2 separate regions of the Homo sapiens genome follow, and region 2 is linked to region 1. A link is an interaction called in ENCODE POLR2A ChIA-PET data of the cell type or tissue named here. Cell type or tissue: CD4-positive, alpha-beta T cell. All regions are shown on one strand. Region 1 holds the start of SIGLEC8 (sialic acid binding Ig like lectin 8). Region 2 overlaps HAS1 (hyaluronan synthase 1).

Evidence for each region. Peaks named below come from ENCODE experiments on the same cell type or tissue, not always from the same donor. Only the 100,000 strongest peaks of a DNase experiment are listed, where the experiment ranks them.
Region 2: POLR2A ChIA-PET joins it to region 1 with 17 read pairs; 3 of 35 experiments call an interaction of 5 or more read pairs at or near these places.

The regions. Positions count from the first base shown.
Region 1 is chr19:51,456,384-51,464,383 of GRCh38, forward strand. SIGLEC8 (sialic acid binding Ig like lectin 8) reads right to left here and starts at 2,071. Exons shown (of 7, transcript NM_014442.3): 1 at 1,551-2,071; 2 at 1,078-1,356; 3 at 801-848. The coding sequence starts at 2,004. It also overlaps the pseudogene SIGLEC25P. RefSeq lists an enhancer at 6,834-7,582. In CD4-positive, alpha-beta T cell, no CTCF peak of the experiment used is centred here; a DNase peak (open chromatin) is centred at 4,908; H3K27me3 peaks cover 1,647 bases.
Region 2 is chr19:51,711,708-51,719,707 of GRCh38, forward strand. It overlaps HAS1 (hyaluronan synthase 1), which reads right to left. Exons shown (of 5, transcript NM_001297436.2): 2 at 7,499-8,000; 3 at 5,261-5,486; 4 at 4,549-4,681; 5 at 1,405-2,395. The coding sequence ends at 1,720. It also overlaps a transcript of SPACA6 not described here. Among named protein-coding and RNA genes, the nearest start is that of HAS1, 8.3 kb to the right of the region's middle. In CD4-positive, alpha-beta T cell, no CTCF peak of the experiment used is centred here; no DNase peak of the experiment used is centred here; H3K27me3 peaks cover 1,512 bases.

The DNA.
Region 1 (8,000 bases):
AATTGAGAACAACTTCACTGCATCTTTCAAAATTAGAAACAACATACGACACTGGTATATTTTGCTTTTAGGAATTTATCCCATACACTTAGATATTCCTGTGGAAGTAGATACAAGACTATCCACTGCACAGTTTCTGCGGAAGGATATTTGTGCCATGATTTTCCTTAAGGGATGCCACAAAGTCAGAGTCCATCTGTGCAGTGAAATCACACACGGTCCTAGAGGACGGGGTGGACAGTCTCACTACGATGTCAAACCACCTCTGAGATCCTCCAGGTGCACAAACCAAGACTCAGGGCAGCCTGGACGGACGCTGGTCAGTTCCGTGGAGGGGGATGGGCACTGGAGGACAGACTTTGCTGTGCATTTTGAATTTCTGCCCATGTGACTGTATCATCTGGGCAGAAGTACTTAGATCGAAACTACTGGGAAAACAGAAAGATCAGACAGAGGAAGTATTCAGGAGATGCCTGACAAGAAACTTGAAAGTCTGGTCCCAAAATAAAAACGAACAAAAACCAAAAAAATTGGGAGTCTGATCCAGCTGTGTGAATGTCACCCTGTCCTTGCTGTGGGGCCAAGGAAGGGGTGTGTGGAGGAGTCTAAGGGGAGCAGGGACAGGATGGGGACAGGGGCTCAGATGGTCACGCGGGCTGGAGATGTGGGCTCTTGTGCCCTGGGCTCACGCACAGTGGCAGCTCTGTTTCCCAAAGTGATTCCAGGATGAGGAGAGACCCAGCCCCATCCTGAGCTGAAGGCCCTGCTCCCCCAACCCCAGGGAGGGGGCTCTGTCCTACCTGTGGCATCTCCTTGGAAGACAGTCATGGTCAAGTTCCAAGGAGGGTCTGGGACAGAAAGACATGAAGACCCACATTACTATAAGGACTGGGGACATTGGCCCTGTCTTCCCAGGAGCTGCAAATACAGGGAAAATGGAGTCGGCATTCTCCTGACCCCACTCCCAGCCCAGATTCTGGGACCCAGAACCCAGTGTCCAGGCTTGAACCCCATCCCCTGCCCTCAGGAACACCTCCCAACCCATGAGGGACCTGGGCATCTTGGTCCAGCACTCACAGGACACATCGAGGCGGACGGTACTGGTCGTGGTCACACCTGTCCCAGGCAAGGTCACCTGACAGGTGAGGCTGGTGCCGTGGTCCTGGGGCTTTGGGGTAAGGGTGAGCACTGAGGAGCGGGCAGTAGTGGGGCCCGGGGAGGACACGGAGGCCCCAATCCAGGAGATCATGGGGGGTGTCCCCTGCTTACAGGCCCAGGGCACAGAGCAGGTCAGGTTCCTGGAGTGGCCAGACTCTAGGGTCCCTAGGATGAGGATGTCAGGCCTATGGGTCAGGGCTGGTGAAGATGGGGACACAGGATCAGGAGGAGGTATTTCAGGTGCAGCCCTGGAGGAAGCTCAAGCTCTGGTCCAGCTCCTCCCCGGAGACCGACTTATTTCAATCCCAACCCCCTCCCAGGCCCCATCCCAGCCCTGCCTTTCAGCCCCTCATGACCTTCCCCTGTGGCCTGTGCTGGAGCCCGTGCCTTACCTGTCACAAACACAGACAGCTGCTTAGTTTTGTAATTCAACTGTGATTTGTAACTCCATTTCATGCTTCCTCTCTCTAGCCGAAAGAAATATGACCCCTTATCCCTCTTCCTGGCGTCTCTGATGCTCAGGGAGCAGTCGTTGCTCCAAATGTCCCCAAGGAGTTGGAATCGGCCCTGGGTCTCTGCCTGCACTTCTCTGTCTGGGTTGTTTGTGGCCACTGGAGCGTCTTGGTATGGTCTGTCTCCTGCCCGGAACCAGTAGCCATGAACTGGGTCAGAGTCAGTCCAGCCATCCTGGGGGTAGGAGAAGGAGCAGGGCACATGGACACACAGGCCCTCCTGCACCGTCACCAGCTCCTGCACTTGCAGCAAGTAACCATCCCCATATTGTCTGTCTCCCTCCATCCCCTTTGTCCCCCAGAGCAGGGGCAGCAGCAGCAGCAGCAGCAGCATGTCTGGGTTTGAAGGCGCCAGGGCCGCCAGGGAACGTCTGTTCCTCAGGGTTCTTCTCTCAGAAACTGAGGTCTCAAGACTTAGGGGAGGTCCCGCAGGAGGTTGGGGGTGAAGTCAGAAAAGTGACCTCCTCAGAGGAGGAACTTCACACACAGACACTGTCAGGGCCGGGTCAGTCCTGGGAGATCCACTGTCCACCACCCCATTTCCACTCCTGGGAACCCTGAGGCCAGAGAGGGTGAGAAACTCATCCAGATTCCCACCCTATGCAGGGCCCAACCTCTTTCTTGCTTCCCGGACTTGCCCTTCCATTTGGGTAACATTTTCTGCAAGGTGAAATTGGGTCCCATCTGGCCAGACCCCTGAATCACCCCCGGGGCTGTCACTGTTTGTGGAGGTCATACCAGCCAAAGGTGGAACTCAGGGCCATGAGAGACTGGGGTGCAGGTGAGGTGAGCAGGCAGCCTCTCCTCCCTCTCTCAGCAGCAACGAAGTGGGCACCTCCTCTTTACACAACGAGGTCAACAGAGCAGAGCCAGACACTGTCCTCAAGGAGTCACTGTGCAGAGGGGAGACACGGAGGCTCCTGACGTCTGAGCTCCCCAGGACGGGAGCTTCAGTGGGGGGCACAGGCAAGGTGGGGTCGTTCTCCCCTAGGTCAGGGGTTCAGTCTCAGGAGGCCTGAGCAGAGGGACACGGGGCTGTGGAGGTGAGGATTCTGCATGTTGATACACACGAAGGACGGGGGGCGGGGGGAAGCCTGGCTCGCAGGAGGCCTGGGAAACTGAGGCTGTAACTGTTGTACTGTGGGGTTTGGAAGGGAGAAATGTCAGAAGGGAAAGGGTCAATTTGAAAAGGGCACACACTTCTCCCTTTGTTGCAGCTATCTGGGTATCAGAATGGGTTTCTTCACCACCCGTATCTTACTCAGCCACACTTCCCCTGGTTACTGCACAGCAGGCGGGGTCTGTCAGCCCTGGGGCTTTGCTCCTGCAGGCTCTGCTTCCAGGGGTCCAGGTGAACAGGTGTCATGGAACGAGGACACCAGCCCTGGGGTGTGCACCTTCAGCGATGGGCAGGATTTCTTGAGAGAAGAAATGTGCACCTGAATTCAACAGATGATGATGATGATGATGATGATGATGATGATTATTATTATTATTATTATTATTATTATTTGAGACGGAGTCTCTCTCTGTCGCCAGGCTGGAGTGCAGTGGCGCGATCCCGGCTCACTGCAACCTCTGACTCCCTGGTTCAAGCGATTCTCCTGCCTCAGCCTCCCAAGTAGCTAGGATTACAGGCATACGCCACCACATCCAGCTAATTTTTGTATTTTTAGTAGAGCCGGGGTTTCACCATGTCGACCAGGATGGTCTGGATCTCCTGACCTCATGATCCACCCACCTCAGCCTCCCAAAGTGCTGGGATTACAGGTGTGAGCCACCGTGCCTGGCCTCAACAGATTATTTTAAACTGTGTGGCTGGGGGCTGGGAAGAAGTTAAGGGGGATCCTGGGAGGCGGAGCCTCCTTAGACTCAGGTCAATTTTCTTGAAACATTTTTTGGGGGGTAAATATAAGAAATATAGATAAAAACAACCCCCAAAGAAGACCTCAGTGATTTACATACAACGAGCCCCCTCCTAGAAATGGCACATTGACAAAGTCCCCAGCGCTGCTCATTTGTTTCTCCTTCTTATTGGCCACACCCCACTCCCTCCCAAACGATCCCCTAGCCTCACTTTGGTGCAAATTGCCTCAATGCTTTTCTATATAGTTTTATTATCTGAGCAGGCTGCATTTACTAAGCTTTTGCACGTTTTTCTGAAGACTTTGTATACACAGAAAATCAAACTCTACTTTCTTCCACTCAGCTTCATGGATCTGCCCGTCTCCTATCTTCCCCTCATTACTTATAACCTGGAGTAGATCATTCGGCTGTGATAATTGAGAAGGGAAGGTGCAGGGCTTGGGTGTGCATAGCCGACTCCCACCCCCATCACCAATGCTTGCATTTGTAGCTGGTATCTCATTCTGCAGCCATTTCCCCCTCCTGGGCCTCCTATCCTTGCCCAGTAGAGACAGCTGCAGTATCTCAATAGTCAGAAGGGCCGAGCCATGGCACAGGTCTTTTCCATGGTCCCCAAGTGGTAATTGAAGCCTTCAGTGAAGACTCCTGTGCAGGCCTTGCTCTCCAGCAACTTAGCCAGGCTGGAACTACAATTCCCAGAATCCCCTTCCCTGTTTGCTTCCTGGACAAAGTTCACCACAAGGGAAGGGGGAAGTTGGAGCAGCAGCCCTGAGGGGTCCGTGTAGGGGCAGGAGCTGTTGCAGCTCTCACATATTGACGCTGACCACTGGCCCATCTCATAGGGAGACACGATAGCCGCTCACTTGTTCACCTGCTGGACGGCAAGGAGGGCGTGTGGGACACCACGGGCTATGCCTTAGGGAGCAGAGAATCATTGAATCCTGACATGGGGATTGGTGACCCACATGGACACAGGTGGCCCAGAGAGACACATACAGTGACAGGCAAGGGATCCATAAAATGGCATCCCAAATAGTTCTCTCATCCTAAGACGATGTCCCAGGGTCTCTTTGACCTGACAACTAGCGCCATTCACCTTTTCAGGGGAGACCCAGCTTCCCAGGGCAAAGGGAAGGACACAGCGCATCTCAGTACCCAGAATGCCCAATGCTTGGGTGTGTGTGTGTGTGTGTGTGTGTGTGTGTGTGTGTGTGTGATTGAGAGAGAGAGAGAGACAGAGAGAGAGAGACCCTGTGTGTGAGGGAGAGGGAGTGTCTGTGTGTACCTGTGTGTTTCTGTGTATGAGCTGAGCACTGCCTCCTTGGGCAGTGTGACAGTTAATTTGATGTGTCAGCTTCACTGCCCTGGGAACCCCCATTCGTGTGTCCTTTCATAACCTCATTCCTTACCCTTCACATGCACATAGAGCATTTCTGTAATTACATTCACATAGATCTCCCTTTTCTCCCTAAAGAGGTCTGTCCCTGCATCTCGCCTCTGTGTGTCTCTGACGTCCAGAAAGCAGGTGCTGGCCTGGGGTCTGAAGCAGGTGGAATTGGCTCTGGGTCTCCTCCTGCTCTTTTCCAACTAGATTGCTTCCAGCCACTTGAGGATCCTGATGGAAATGTCCCCTTTCTGGGACAGTAGCCTTGGACAGGGCTGGAGTCAGACAGGTACCCACAGGGGTGGAAGATGGAGCAGTGCGTAGTCACAGAAACCCTCCTGCACCTGCACCAACTCTGGGGCTTCCTGCCGGGATCTCATATCCTGAGCCAGATCCCCTGTGGGGAAATGAGGGTCAGCCCAGCCCAGCCCCATGGTTCCTCTCCCTGAGGCCCATTCTCCTGCCCACAGCAGGGGCAGCAGCTATTGCAGCGTGAGCTTCTTTAGGGTGAGCCTTGGTGTCGCAGGGCCCTAGAAGGGCCCCACAGGAAGCCTGGGGGTAAGATCAGAAAAATAACTGACCACAAAAGAGGACCTTGGCCCCGACACTGCCAGAGCTGTCAGGGCTCCTGGGGAGTGGCCATTTCTACTCTCCGGATGGGTCTTCAGTGTGGGCCACACACAGCAGGGAGGCCCCGACCCACAGCTGCAGGCTCTCTGCCCACAGCCTTTCCCTCCCACAGCACTGTCCACACCAGGGAAGCAGGCACTGCCTGTCCATTACAGCTTCTAGGTGCTCGGGAGGGTCAGTCCTGCCAGAGCTGGGACTCAGGAGGGGCTGGCGGAGGAACCACGAGGCATGAGAGATGGGGAGGGGTCCCCCGAGGCGGGAGAGGTGATGTTTAATGAATGAGCACAATCACCACATCAGGAGCATCTCCTCCTTTCAGGGGGATGGAGGCAAAGGGGAGAGTGTGACAGACTCTGTCTCCTTCCTTGGGAAGTTCCCTAATGAACGAGGGGGCAGAGGAGCCCTGGGCCACCCCAGCTCCTGTTAGTAAGGGCTGTGATGCTTGAAACACAGGCAGGGCTTGTGGAACCCCGAGGGCCCTGTGCAGCTAGAAGGTGCGGTCTCAGGTATACTCGGGCAGAGTGGACGGGACCAGGACTCTGAGGTGCTGTGAGCATGCGGCCCCACAGGTGGTCCCCAGCCTTCCTAACCTTCTCAGTGCCCCCTGCCCAGCATGCCTGGTGGTGACTGCACAGCCGAGGCCCTGTGAGCCCAGCATGGGGAGCAAGGCTGAGCCCAAGATGCTAGGGGAGGCCCTGGCTCTGGAGTGTGAGGGTCCTGGGCCCTCTCCCTCCAAGTCTCAGTCTCCTCATCTGTCCCCTGGAGGGATCACAGCACCCACCCCTCAGCCTGAGGGAGAACCCAGCTCGAGGAGGCGACGTTCTCTGCAGACTCAGGCATGGCCAACATGCTCTGTGTCCCTGGGCAGGCCCGAAGCATCCACGTGTCTGGCCCTAACCATTCTCAGGGGTCACTCGGAGTCCTGCCCTCAGTAAGGAGCTCCTGGTGGTCCACACTGCTCTGGGGCTTCCTCAGCTGAGGCCTCACAGAGAGAGTTCAGGGGTACAGGCTCTGTAGCTGGATGGCTGCTGGCTTGAGCTGGGCTCTGTAAAACCCACGGTGCTGTCTTGGGAGGGGGCTTACCTGCACTGTGCATCGTCGGATGTCAACACTTACGGGGTGTCAGGGATGAACTGTGTCCCCTACAAATTCCTATGCTGAAGTCCTAACCCCCAGCACCTCAGAAAGTGACCATATTTGGAGACGAGGACTTATAAAAAGGTGACTAAGTTAAAATGAAGTTGTTAGCTCTCATCCTACATGAGCTGTGTCTTTATTAGAAGGGGTGATTAGGGGTGGAGTGTGGTGGCTCAGGCCTGTAATCCCAGCACTTCCGGAGACCGACACGGGCAGATGACTTGAGGTCAGGAGTTGGAGACCAGCTTGACCAGCATGGTGAAACCCCGTCTCTACTAAAAATACAAAAATTATCCAGACGTGGTGGCATGTGCCTGTAATCCCAGCTACTCCAGATGCTGAGGCGGAAGAATTGCTTGAACCCGGGAGACGGTGGCTGCCGTGAGCCAAAATGGTGCCACTGCACTCCAGCCTGGGCGACAGAGTGAGGCTCTGTCTCAAAAAAAAAAAAAAAAAAAAAAAAAAGGTGTGATTAGGACAGCGACATACTCGGGAGAAAGACCACGTGGGACACAGGGAGAAGATGCCACCCGCAAGCCACCGAGAGGCCTCAGAAGGAAGCAACGCTGACCACAGCTTGGTCTCAGACTTCCAGCCTCCAGAAGGGTGGGAAAACAAAGGCGTTGGTGAAGCCACTCGGTCTGTGTTCCTTTCTCAAGGCGGCCCTGGCAAGAGAGTCCATGGAGTGGTCGAGAGGATTCGATGTGTTCCTGTGAGCACAGCCCGGTGTGGACCGCGGTGGATGCAGAGTCCCACAGGGGTCTGGGACAGCCTGTAACATGGGATGCTCAGAGGATGGAAGGAGAAAAGGGAAGGGAAGGGCTCCTCACCAGAGGAAACCTGTGCTGCTGCCGCCCTGTCTCTGACATCTGCAGGGCTGCCCCCTCCACCCACACTCTCCCTCCCTCCCCAGGACCGGGCAGGGCTCTCAGCCGCAGCCCCTCGCTGCCCCTGCACCCTGGGCAGTTGCCTCCCATCTATGGGGCGGAGCCGCCTGGGCGTCTGGGCTGGGCGAGGCGGAGCCTGGAGGGGCACCGGCCACGGGCAGGGGAGACAGAGGCGGGCACAGCCTGGCGGGGTCCGGGCTGAGCCAGCGGGGAGGACGGGGCTGTGGGAGCCCAGCGGAGAGGGTGAGGATCCGCGGGCAGGTGGGACAGGTGAGCTGGGAGGTGAGAGATGGGCAGGGCTGCCTGAAAGGCAAGTTCATCCCAGAGCAGCGAGCAGGGCGCAGCCAAAGGCCGTGGGGGAAACAGCGGCGAGAAAAAAACGGCCAAAATTCTGCCCGCAGTGCGCCTGTATCCTAGTGCGGCGGC
Region 2 (8,000 bases), 260 kb after region 1:
TAAAAAGGAATGAATCAGTGATACATGCAACAACATGGATGAACCTTGATATGCTAAATGAAGGAAGTCACAAAAAAAAGCACATACTGCAGGATTGCATTGATATGAAATAGCCAGAATAGGTAAATCTATAAAGAGAAAGCAGATGAGCAGCTGCCCAGGTCTTAGGGGGATAAAGGGGTGAGAAAGGAGAAGTGAGCTGCCAATGGATATGGGGTTCCTTTTGTGGGGTGATGAAAATGTTCTAAAATTAGATTATGGTGGTGGCTGTGCAAACCTGTAAACTTAACTAAAAACCATTGACTTGTACACTTCTTTTTTTTAGATGGAGTCTCATTCTGTCACCCAGGCTGGAGTGCAGTGGCACGATCTCAGCTCACTGAAACCTCTGCCTCCCAGGTTCAAGCGATTGTCCTGCCTCAGCCTCCTGAGTAGCTGGGATTACAGGCACATGCCACCATGCCTGGCTAATTTTTTTTGTATTTTTAGTAGAGATGGGGTTTCACCATGTTGGCCACGCTGGTCTCGAACTCGTGACCTCAAGTGGTCTCCCTGCCTCGGCCTCCCAAAGTGCTGGGATTACAGGTGTGAGCCACCGCGCTCAGCCAAATTGTACACTTTGAGTGAGTGAACTCTGTGCGAGATAAATTGGAGACAAATATGGACAACTCTCCCAAGGAAATTTGCTATTAACCGAAATAGAAATGGAACAGTTGTTTACAGGGAAACTGAGGTCAAGAGTGGGGGTCTTAAAAGTGGGAGAGTAACAATATGTTCAGATGCTGATGGGAAAGGCTCCGAAGCGAAAGGAGAACTGACGGAGGATCAGGTGGGAAGAACTGCTGGAGTGAAGTCTTTGAGCAGACAAAGAGGACATAGGGTCTGGTGCCCTGATGGAAGAGGTTGGCACTGGCTTGGAGCACAGACAGGTCACCCTCAGCAACAGGAAGAAGGTGGAGTGTATGGACACAGGGGCAAGTGAGTGGGAAGACGTGGAGATGGGGACTCCAGCAGAAGTTTTCTTTTTTAACCCCTATTTTCTCAGTGAGATAGGAAGCCAGCTAAGAGGGAGGGGAGGAGGTGCTGGAGGTTTGAGGAGAAAAGGGATGTGTTACCCTTCTAAGTAGACGGACCAGAGACAAAAGCACCATCTGCAGTACCTGCCAGTGTGCGGCAGGTGGCAGGTGCTTGGTAAGTACCCGTGAATGAGTTGAGTAATTTAACCCTCACACCAACCCTGCCCCAGGGGATTAATAATCCCTGTTTTCAAAAGAGGGAACCCCAGGTTCCAAGGAAGGAGAGTGTCTTGTCCAGGTTCAAACGGCTAGCACCCAGCACTGAGCCCAGCGTCCCCAATTCTCAATCATCCATTCCCCTTAGTTCTCAAAAAGGTGGAGGCTGGGGGAAAATAAATAAAATTCTTTATTACATCCTGATCACACAGTAGAAATGGAGATTAAATAAGAACGAGGAGAAAGCAGGACCCTTTCCCTCCACTCCTCAGATCCCACACCCTGACCAATAAATACCCTCCCTGGAGACCCAGAAGTCCCAGTCCCAATATAGTCCAGACTGAAGAATCTTGGGCTGACCCCCTCGTTTTGCAGAGGAGGGAAACTGAGGCCCAGAGAACCACCCAGCAAGTTCGTGGCTCGGGGCCCAGCAGCTCTCCTCTGGCCTCCCCTGAAGACCCTTGAGGCGGCATCCGCGTGGCTGGACTCACACCTGGACGCGGTAGCCCCCGGTCCGCCGCCGGCAAAGCCTCCGCACGCCCACCCAGTACAGCGTCAACATGGCCACCCAGTAGCCCACGTAGGCGCCGGCCCCCGCGGCCAAGTGGTAGGCCTCGGCTGCGCGGGAAGGGCCGCTCCAGTCGGCCCTGGCCTCGTGTGCTACGCTGCGGACCAGGCCCCCAAGCAGCAGCAGCGCCCAGAGCGCCAGGGGCAGCAGAGGGACGTAGTTAGCGGCCAGCTTCCGCCGGCCCGAGGTGCCCCAGCCACTCTGGTTCATGGTGACTAGCGCCAGGAACTTGGCAGGCAGGAGGCCACACATGTAGAGGGGCGCGTAGAGCGACAGAAGCACCATGCGCAGGCAGCCCCGCAGCCAGGCCGCGAAGGCCGCCTTGGCCAGTGCCACGCCCTGCACGCACAGCAGCACCCACAGCAGCGCCCAAGGGCGGCCCGCGTAGAACAGACGCAGCACAGTGGCCGCCACGAAGAAGGGGAACAGGCCGGAGACCACCGCCTCGTAGGTCATCCACGCATGGTGCCGGTGCCACCAGAGCGCGTTGTACAGCCACTCACGGAAGTACGACTTGGACCAGCGTGTCTGCTGGCTCAGCCACCGCAGGAAGGACGAGGGCGTCTCTGAGTAGCAGCGGGACCTGGAGGTGTACCTGCACGGGGGCGAGGAATGAGGGCATCATCGCGTGCTCCCTGGGGCCTGGGCAGGATTCTGGAGGCAGAAATGACCACTGTGGACGGCCACTGGGGGCGAGTTTCTTAACCTCTCTAGGCCTCAGTGTTCTCATGTGTAGAATAGGGTGGATAATGGTTCCTAGGCCTGGACGCGGTGGCTCACTCCTGTAATCCCAGCACTTTGGGAGGCTGAGGGATAAGGAGTTCAAGACCAGCCTGGGCAACATAGCAAGACCCCATCTCTACTAAATAAATAAATAAATAAATAAATAAGCACCAATGGGTGGGATGCAATGGCTCATGCCTGTAATCCCAGCACTTTAGGAGGCTGAGGTAGGGGGATCACTTGAGGCTAAGAGTTTGAGATCAGCCTAGGCAACATAGTGAGACCCCATCTCTAAAAAAAAAAAAAAAAAAAAAAAATTAGCCGGGCGTGGTGGCCTGTAGTCCCAGCTATTTGGGAGGCTGAGATGGGGGAATCACTTGAGCTCAGGAGTTTGAGGCTGCAGTGAGCCATGATCGTGCCCCTGCACTCCAGCCTGAGCCTGAGCAACACAGCAAGACTCTATCTAAGAAAAAAAAAAAGGCTCTCATAAGACAAGGATACTGTAAGGATTGAATGAAATTAAACGCCAAGTGCTTAGGACCAGTAGATAGTATTTGCTCAATAAATGTTAGCTACTACCGTTTTTACTATGACTATTGCTGTTACCATTACTATTGCTGTTACTAATATCATGTTGGTTACTGACACTATTACTAATACTATCACTAACATATTACTAATACTACCATGCTTACTATTACTGGCAGGCCCTATAGGGAGGAGCAAGATGGGTGTGGTTGCTACCCAGGGTAGTCTATGTATTAGAACTTCTCAAGGGAACCATCAGGCCTCCTTCCTGTTTTGTGGCAGACATCATTAATCAATCCCTGCATGGTTTCCAGCCAAGCCCACACAAGAGGAGAATCCTGGGCATTACTTGACAGTGTCCAGACTCCTTCCCCTGTGTCACTTGGCATCCTCAGTGGCCTCCCTGCTTCCGACCTTGCCTTTTGTAGTCTGTACCCAAAACGGCTGCCAGAGGGATCCCATTACAACGTGTCACTTCTCTGCTTAAAACCCTCCCATGGCTCCCTCATCTTAGTCAGAGTCCTTAGACCTATAAGCCTTTCATGAGTGGACCACTCCTTAACTCTCCATCCTGCTCTCCTAATACTCCCCCAGTTCAGTGCTCCAGCCACACTATTCTCAGCCTTGAGCCCCATCCTACCTCAGGCACTCCACTTAACACTTCACCCCCAACCCCAAAACTTCCTATCCACCACCCTTGCCCGGCATTATTTATCTCCATAACACATATCATGAACATACTGTATGTTCTACTTATTTATTTCTTGTGTGTCTCCCCAACTGATGTAATCAATTGGTGTCCTGTCTGCCTATTGCTGTATCCCCGCAGCTTAAACATTCTAGGCACCTAGTGAATATTTGTTGAGTGAATTAATGCATGGATTCCCCTGGATTATCCCAAGTTTCCTCTGGGTATTTCAGTGGACCTGGCTTTGCAGAAATCACTCTCCCCTGAACTTCACTTGGTCTAGATCATCCTCCCCTGAGTCTCATGGAATTACTTGTCTTCTCTTGAAGAACTTACTAGAGTTCAGGTGCTCCTCTTCTCTCACTTGTTTCTTTCTCCGTGGCTCTCTCACTAGTTAGATCCCACTCTATCCATTTGTCTCTTGCCCTTCCTACTTCACTCCCCACTGTGCTACCTTGGTCTCCATGACAGAACCAACTCACCCTATCTCAATTCTAGGTGGAATTCTCTACCCTCACCTTGCCTCTCTTGGTAGAGTTCACCGCATTCCATGGTTCAATGCAAATGCCAGCCTTGTCCCTTATAGTATCTTCCCCTCTTCCCTAATATCTCACTTGGTAGAGTCCATTGGCTCAATGCAAATGGCCCCTCTGCCCATTATGGTATCCTCCTCTCTCCTCTAAAGTCTCACTTGATAGAGCCCATTGTCTGGTGAGTTACTTTGGATTTGGAGAACTCTCAGCATGCACACACGCTAGGATATTCATTGGCCTCCACACATACCCGACCACCTGGTCCCCTCAGCTTACTTGGTAGCATAACCCATGCTGAGCATGCGGTTGGTGAGGTGCCGGTCATCCCCAAAAGTACAGTGGGTACCCAGGAACTTCTGGTTGTACCAGGCCTCAAGAAACTGCTGCAAGAGGTTATTCCTATATAGGCCTGGGTGGAGGGGAGGTGTGAAAGAGTGTCAGCCTCTGCTGTCACCAACACCAACTCCAATGCTGTTTCCAGCCCCAACCCCATCTCCAGTTCCAACCCCATCCTCAGTCATCATAATCTCAATCTCAGCACTATCTCCAATCCCATCTCCAGCCCGAATCCTGTCCTCAACCTCATACGCACTCCAACTTGCCTGTCATTGAACTATACCCACTGTGACTGCAAACCTGCCCACCCCAGTCTCATCACCAATCCCATATCCATTCTCAGCCCCATCCAAAACCCACTGCAACCTCAAACCTGGCTCCAACTCTGTCTTTGACTCCAAGCCTATCCCATCTTCTTCCCCAGCCCCAGCCCCAATCGTCATCCATATCCTTTTTCCAACCTCACTCCCCACACCAAACTCAGCTTGAGCCCAAGCAGCATCCTCACCGCCAGCTTCCAGTTTTATCCCATCCCCAATTCCTGCCCTGCTGCATCTTTGTTCCCAACCCCAGTCACATCCTCAGCCCCATCCGGCTTCCCTTCTCCCTTTCCACCCCATCCACAGCCCTCCCAATCTCTGCCCCTGCTTACCTAGAGGACCGCTGATGCAGGATACACAGTGGAAGTAGCTCTGACAAGCCCGCTCCACATTGAAGGCTACCCAGTATCGCAGGCTGCTTAGGAAGCTGACCCAGGAGTCCAGAGGGTTAAGGATCCGCACGTCCCCACCAACAGCCCCTACCCGGGGGTCCTCGTCCAGTACCCGCACGAGCTCCAGCAGTGCCATGGGGTCCAACCTTGTGTCCGAGTCACAGACCTGTAAGGTGGAAGGGGCCAGGATCAGCACAGACCCCTGCATCAGGCTGATGCTTGAGAGGAAGGCATCAAGGGGTGCAATGCAGCTGGGGCACTCTGCAACCGATCTGAACATAATTTTGAGATTTTTTAAAGTCATTTTCAATGTGTAGTCACAGTTTAACATGTACTCCAAGATGCACATCCTTGTATGAACATGAACAATAAGACATATACCATCTCCTCTGGTGTGTGAGTGAGACCCCTAACTTGCTACTAAGCAATAGAATATGGCAGAAGTTATGGGATATAACTGCCATGATTATATTACCTAATATGGAAATGGTGAATAGGTTTTGCAATGTAATTAAGTCCCCAAATCTCTTGACTATAAGTTAATCAAAAGGAGATTATCCTGGGTGGGCCTGACCTAGTCAGGAGAACCTTTAAAAGCAGACCTAGAAGTCAGAGAGTCTCCTTGCTGGCCTTGAAGAGGCAAGCTACTGCTACCATGAGTTCTATGGCTGCAAGAAAGTGAATTCTGCCAACCAACAAATACATACGCTTGAAAGATAACCCCAAGCCTTAAAAAAGACCCAGCTCCAGCTGACACCTTGATTGCAACCTGGTGATATCCTGAAAAAAGGATCCAGTTGAGCTGTGCTGACTCTGGGCTCATAGAAACTATGAGATAATAAATGTGTTTCGTTCAAGCTGCCAAACATATGGTAACTTGTTATGCAGCAATGGAAAACTAATATAATGCATTAGAATTGCTACACCAGGCCAGGTGTGGTGGCTCACACCTGTAATCCCAGCACTTTGGGAGGCTGAAGTGGGCAGATCACCTGAGGTCAGGAGTTTGAGACCAGCCTAGCCAACATGGTGAAACCCTGTCCCTGCAAAAATACAAAAATTAGCCAGGCATGATGACAGGTGCCTGTAATACCAGCTACTGGGGAGGCTGAGGTGGGAGAATCACTTGAACCCAGGAGACAGAGGTTGCAGTGAGCCGAGATTCAACCATTGCACTCCAGCCTGGGCAACGGAGTGAGATTCCATCTCAAAAAAAAAAAAAGATTGCTACACCAAATGGGATGGATGAATGAGATAAATAAATGAAATTAATCTGTATATTGAATACATAGATAGATGGCTGAGTGGTTGAATGAAAGAATCTCAACACTGAAGGAGGGGAAAGGAAGGAGGGAAGAAGGAAAGAAGAAAGGGAACAAATCTCCACATTTAATAGATAAATGAATGAATAAATGAGTAAATGATCTCCATATTGGATGGATAGATGGTATATCCATGAGTGAGTAAAGAAAAAGAATTTCTACACTGAATGAAGTAAGGAAGAACTTTTATTTATTTATTTATTTGAGACGGAGTTTTGCTCTTGTTGCCCAGGCTGGAGTGCAATGGTGCAATCTCGGCTCACCGCACCCTCCGCCTCCCGGGTTCAAAAGATTCTCCTCCCTCAGCCTCCCGAGTAGCTGGGATTATAGGCATTCGCCACCATGCTCGGCTAATTTTTGTATTTTTAGTAGAGACAGGGTTTCACCATGTTGGCCAGGCTAGTCTAGAACTCCTGACCTCAGGTGATCCGCCCACCTCAGCCTCTCAAAGTGGCCGGCTGGAAGGGTTTAATTTTACATTGAATGGATGGATAACTGAATCAGTGGATGAATGAACAAATGAATCTCTATATTGAATGGATGGATAGATGAATGGATGAGTCAAGAATGAGTGAAATTGTCTCTTCCTGGAATGCGTAGGTGAATGAAAAAAGGAAAGAATGCCTCTACATTGAATGGGTAAATGAATGAATAAATGAACGAATGATCTCCATATTGGATAAAGGGATAGATGGATGGATGAAAGAATGAGTGAAGGAAAGAATCTCTCCACTGCATGGATGAAAGAATAAAGAAAGGGAGAGAGTCATTCAAATCTGTACATTGAAGGAAAGACCCCAGGAAAGTGGGATTTGGGTGTTCGGGTCACGAGTGGGCTGAAGGCGCCTCTACTCACCTGCACGTAGTCCACCGAATCTCCGAGCGCCTTGAAGGCTGTGTACATGACCTCGCGCTTGCCGCCCCAGCGCTGCGCCACGCACACGCACCTGCGAGTCCTCACCAGCGCCTCCACTGCCAGCCGCCCAGGATCCTCCGCCTCCACCTCCCGATAGGCTCCGGCGCCCACCGCGCCCGCCGCCGCGGGTTCCCAGGGCTGGTGGTAGTTGCCGTCCCACACGTACGTGGCGGGGTCCTCGTCAGCGAAGACCTCGCGGAACATGTCGACCATGTAGAGGTCCTCGGCGCGGTTGCCATCCACCACCATGAGGACGCGCAGCCGCGCGCGCGGGTACAGCAGGGCGCGGGCGGACGCCAGGCACTGGCGCAGGTACGCGGGGTCCTCCTGGTAGGCGGAGATGGTCAGCGCCACACTGCGCGCGGTGGCTGCATCCAGCGGCCCCCGCGCCGCCGCCGCCACCCGCCGGTGCTCCAGGTACGCGAAGAGGCTCTGCGCCACC